Linked DNA regions of Homo sapiens: region 1 is linked to region 2. Evidence: read pairs that join two places in POLR2A ChIA-PET (ENCODE). Cell type or tissue: PC-3. All regions are shown on one strand. Links, peaks and the distances in the headings refer to the core of each region. The heading gives the core; the rest is flanking DNA.

Region 1 (2,820 bases), core at 155-2,654, 140 kb after region 2:
TGGCTGGATATCCATAGCACAATTTAATTCAGTAAACATAAACAGTTAAAATTATTCCAGTACACAACCATGTTTTAAAAAAGAGATTACACCCAATTTTGGCAACAACACCCAGGAAATAAGCATTCTTTTACATTTGGTTCAAACTTTCTGAATGGCAGTTGTGCAACACTTGTTGTGAAAAACTTTAGAATATTATAAACATGTTAATCCTGTATTTCCATTTCTGTGAATTCATCCAAAAGAAATAACCATGGATATGGGTAGAGACAGAGCCATATGGAATGCACACTGCAGTGGTGAACACATGGCCCAGCTCTGCCATCAAGGAGAAGGTGAGAACATGGGGGAAGATTTTATCGAAGTTTCTTTTCTGGGGCATATGCTCAGGTTAAACACCTGCTCTGTATCTCTAGCTTCTGACTCCTACCCCTGGCCAGCTCTGTTACTCTAGTACACTGCTAGGCAGGCAGAGTATGGCCAAAGTATTCACAACAGTGCATCACTAAATCAACTGGGATCCACACAATGGAATATCCTAATGCATCATTAAAAATCACATTGTAAAAGAAGATTTTATAACAGAAAAAAATGCACTGTATATGATACATTTTTAAAATGTTACTTATGCCAGTCACAATAAAAGACAATTACACTTATATGGGATAGAGTAGTCAATATTATAGAGACAGAAGGTAGAAATGGGTCTGGGTGGAAATTAGAATGAGATGTTCTTAGCATTCCAGTTTTACAAGATGAAAAGAGTAACGGAGACAGATGGCAGTGGTGGTTGCATGACATTATGAATGTACATAATTAAAAATGGGTAAGATGGCACAGTGAGATACCATCTCACACCAGTCAAAATGGCTATTACTAAAAAGTCAAAAAAATAACAGATGCTGGGGAGCTTGTAGAGAAAAGGGAATGCTTATACACTGCTAGTGGCAGTGTAAGTTAGTCCAGCCACTGTGGCAATTCCTCAAAGAACTTAGAACTATCATTTGACCCAGCAATCCCATTACTGGGTATATACCCAAAGGAATATAAATTGTTCTGCCTTAAAGACACATGCATGTGATTGTTCATTGCAGCACTCTTTATAATAACAAAGACATGGAATCAACCTAAATGCTCATCAACAGTAGACTGGATAAAGAAAATGTGGTTCATATACACCATGGAATACTATGCAGCCATAAAAAAGAATGAGATTATTTCCTTTGCAGGAACATGAATGGAGCTGGAGGCCATCATCCTTAGTGAACTAACACAGGAGCAGAAAACCAAATACCACATGTTCTCATGTGTAAGTGGGAGCTAAATGATGAGAACACATGGACACAAAGAGGGGAACAACAGACACTGAAGCCTCCTTGAGGGAGGAGGGTAAGAGGAAGGAGAAGATCAGAAAAGATAACTACCAGGTACTATGGTAGCTTAGTACCTGGGTGATGAAATAATCTGTACACCCAACCCTCATGACAGAAGTTTACCTGTGTAACAAACCTGCACATGTATCCCTGAAACTAAAAGTTTTTTAAAAAGTTATTTAATATATATATATTTTTTTGAGACGGAGTTTTGCTCTTGTTGCCCAGGCTGGAGTGCGGTGGCGCAATTTCGGCTCACCACAACCTCCGCCTCCCAGGTTCAAGCTATTCCCCTGCCTCAGCCTCCCTAGTAGCTGGGATTACAGGCTTGTGCCACCACGCCGGCTAATTTTGTATTTTTTGTAGAGACGGGGTTTCTCCATGTTGGTCAGGCTGGTCTCGAACTCCCGACCTCAGGTGATCCACCCCCCTCGGCCTCCCAAAGTGCTAGGATTACAGGCATGAGCCACTGCGCCCGGCAAAAAGTTATTTAATATTAATGGGACAATACTCATTGCAAGAATCAGACTTCAATTGCTAGCATAAGTAAATGACAGGCAGGAGATATTGAAAATGCAATCTTATAGACATTCAAGGAGAGGACGCAGGACATTTCTGTGTCATAAATGTACTATGGAAAATAAAAATGAGAAAAATGGAAATAAAATACAAGAAAAGGTTATGATAAATTTCATATTATTTTACCACAATAAAAAAATTTTAATAAATTATAAATGGTGTGATATGTTTTGCCTGTGTTCCACCCAAATCTCATCTTGAATTAGAGCTCCCACAATTCCCACGTGTTGTGGCTGGGACCCTGTGGGAGATAATTGAATCATGGGGGCAGTTTACCCCATACTGTTCTCTTGGTGGTGAATAAGTCTCATGAGAGTTGATGGTTTGATAAGGGGTTTCCCCTTTTGCTTGGCTCTCATTCTCTCTTGACTGCCACCATGTAAGATGTGCCTTTTGCCTTCCACCATGATTGTGAAGCCTCCCAGCCACATGGAACTGTGAGTCCATTAAACCTTTTTCTTTACAAATTACCCAGTCTCGAGTATGTCTTTATCAGCAGTGAGAGAACAGACTAATATGAGTGTGATCTAATTAACATAAAGGGAGAATGAGGACTATTGACACCAAAATATGAGATTGGGATTACAGCTCGTTTTTATTTTCTTTTTCTGTTTATCTTTCCAGTTTTCTAAGATGAATGTTTCATAATCAGAAAACAAAATTAAATGTTTCCAGCCCCACAAAAAATAACCAGTATTTTACTTTTTTTTTTTTTTTTTTTTTTTCCGAGATGAACTCTCACTTTATCTCCCAGGCTAGAGTGCAGTGGTGCAATCACGACTCACTGCAACCTCCGCCTCCCAGGCTGAAGTGATCCTCCCACCTCAGCCTCCTGAGTAGCTGAGACTGCAGGAATGCACCACCACGC
Region 2 (2,820 bases), core at 162-2,661:
AGCACTGAGCCTTATGAATGTTCGGTCATGTCGAAGATCCTGAGGCTCTCAAGGCCACACTGTGCACTTGAGGAAACTAAAACTCAGAGAGGGTCACTTGCCCCAGGTCCCAAGGCCATTGCAAAAGAGCAGAGATTCAGAACCACCACCTCCCACCAAGCCAGCTCACCTGCTGAGCCTCCCTATGCTGGCTCAGTTAACAGTGACCTCATGAAGAGCATTCTCTTCCCTTGTTTGATGGAAGTGGAGGCAGGGCCCTCTAGTAGATTCCCTGTGCTAGAGAACAGGAGTAGAAAAATCCACATTTATCTGTTGTTTTCCTACTGTAATCTGCCAAGTTTGGTAAAATTTGATTTTAAAGGCAGCATTTTTTTCAGCATTCAAAGAAATCCAAGATCAACAATATACTCTTATTTTCTATTTTTAAGCTCCAGTCAATCAATGTGACTAGGCTGAAAATAGGAAATGCTACTTGTTGGCATGATATAATGAACCTGCTCTTTGGGAACAGAGTGTTGTCTGCTATTAGCTTTGATTTCAATGATGGTTTCACCTGGTGAGGGGAGGCAGTATTTTCTTCCACAATTAGAAATGTCCATGTGAGTTAATTAAGATGAAGCCCTTCAATGGTTATTGTATGGAATGGAAGGTACACTGCATTCAGGGAAGGTTTTCAGGTTCATCAGGCCCTCCTGAAAACTCTCTAGGCAAAATCTCTTTCCATTTGGTATTTGCAGCTGGTCACATCACCCTTCTGAGAAGTTACAGTGGGGCAAGGTTTGTTGGAAGTTACTGCCAACTTCCTTCCCAAGCACTCACTGGCCTTCCTCTTACCCTGGCAGAAGCATCTTGGTAAGGAGGACAATTCCACAAGAAAGCCAGGAAGAAAGCTGCTGCCAGAGAGCATACCCGCCTCCAGGCTTACTAAGGATGCTATGCATGCACCACCTCCCCGGGCACCTCATGCAGGGCCCCACTGGCTGGTTAAAGGCAAAGGGCAGGCGAAGCCGCTGAGGTTCACAAAACCCGAAGGAAGCCATCGGACTGACACTTTTAACTGATCCTTCTGGGAGCTATGGAAGATGCTCCTCTGCTGATGGAAAACTTGCTTTCCACCCCTAACTCTACCAGGCTCCAGGTTTTCAAGGGGCAAATGTCAGAGTGCAAAGCTGCATTTCACCCTGGTTGACTTCTGCCTGTGCCACAGTTCCTGGTGGGGGGTTCACAGTCCATTCCAGGTGAACAACCTTTGGTAAACCTGCGCTGAACCGCTACGGCGGAGTCTTTCCTGCAGATCATGTGCCTCTCTTCTGGATGCCTTTGCGTCTTCCAGGACAACAGAAGCTGAAACGGCTTCTATGCTGCTGGACTGTGAAACCCTGGACCTGGGGGCCACCCAGAAGTGACTGTGTCCGAGCTTGACCACTGGTAGTTGCGTGCCGTTGGGCAGGGTACTTAGCTTCCTTATTTCTCACTCAGGTACTGCCAGGATGAACGAGTACAAGATTCCCACCCACACACAGGAAAAGTAAAAGCAGTCAGGGAAATAAGCCATGTGTTCCTCTGGATTCGCCGCCTGTCACAGTACAGTATAGTGTTTTTCAAACTATGAGTTGGAACCTCCAGGAGATTATGAAATCCATTTAGAGGATCATGACTCATCTTTTTTAAAAAATGGAATGAAACAGAAAGTTCAGAATATAACATTATGAAATGCATAAAGACAAATATTGTTTCATGTGTGTTTACCAATAAGAAACCAACTGGATTCAAATATAAATTTTTTTTTTACTATAGGTCTTAGTTTAAAAATTGGCAAATCATGTATATAGCAGTAAAACATCAATATGGTTACTAGAAATATTGCCCAGCTATTTCAATATACAAAGAGCCTTAAAAAAGCCAGATTTTCTTTCACCTACTGATTAAGATTCTTAAAAGTTTCTAATCACTTGAAAGAAGTAATTTAAAGGAGTAAAAAATAAGCCTACCAAATGCTGCCCAACTTAGATATCCAATAAGCAGCTTTTGCTAACTCAAATATTAGTATCATGTATTAATACCTTGTCATACAGTAATTTTGTAGACTGCACCCAAAACTTTTGAGTCATTAGAATGCCTGCTAGGATTCTACCTTGCTGAGATGATCTGATGTTCAGAGGAGGCTTTAGACACAAAGATGTTCATTACCATATTGATTATAAAGGAAAAAGAAAACAACAACCTATATGTCTAGTAATAAAGGACTGAATAAGCGGAAAATTTCCCACATGAAAAATTATGTAGTGATCAAAAATAATAATCAATAGTTTTTATAAACAGTTCAATACATTTGTAATTGGAGAAATACTTCTGTTTATCATGCTAAGTGAAAAATATATAAATTTTATATACAGGACTAGCCACAATGGCTCACATCTGTAATCCCAGCACTTTGGGAGACCAAGGTGGGAAGACTCCTTAAGCCCAGAAGTTTGAGATCAGCCTAGGCAACAAAGCAAGACCCTATCTCTATGAAAAAATTAGTTGGACGCTGTGGCTGAGACAAGAGGAATGCTTGAGCCCAAGAGTTCCAAGTTACAGTGAACGATGATTGTGCCACTGCAGTCCAGCCTGGGCAACACAGCAAGATCCATCTCTAAAAATAAATAATATTTTTTTTAAAATGTTCTAGACAATGTCACCACAATTATATGTCATACAAATTTGGAGGGTATGGGTTTTATTGTTTTGGTGACAGTGGTTTTAGACAAACCCAGCTTTTAAAAAACAGAAGAAATGAGACATAAAAGGTCCACAGTAGTTCTCTTTGTAGGAGAC

The links. ChIA-PET counts read pairs that join two places held together with the same protein. Peaks named below come from ENCODE experiments on the same cell type or tissue, not always from the same donor. Only the 100,000 strongest peaks of a DNase experiment are listed, where the experiment ranks them.
Region 1: POLR2A ChIA-PET joins it to region 2 with 16 read pairs; 6 of 35 experiments call an interaction of 5 or more read pairs at or near these places.

What each region holds. Positions count from the first base shown.
Region 1 is chr10:35,313,835-35,316,654 of GRCh38, reverse strand. CCNY-AS1 (CCNY antisense RNA 1) reads left to right here. Exons shown (of 4, transcript NR_186477.1): 4 at 246-2,422. It also overlaps a transcript of CCNY not described here. Among named protein-coding and RNA genes, the nearest start is that of CCNY-AS1, 21 kb to the left of the region's middle. In PC-3, for the core only: no CTCF peak of the experiment used is centred there; no DNase peak of the experiment used is centred there.
Region 2 is chr10:35,452,813-35,455,632 of GRCh38, reverse strand. All of the region lies in intron 1 of CCNY (cyclin Y), which reads right to left. Among named protein-coding and RNA genes, the nearest start is that of CCNY, 120 kb to the right of the region's middle. In PC-3, for the core only: no CTCF peak of the experiment used is centred there; a DNase peak (open chromatin) is centred at 1,592; H3K27ac peaks cover 941 bases.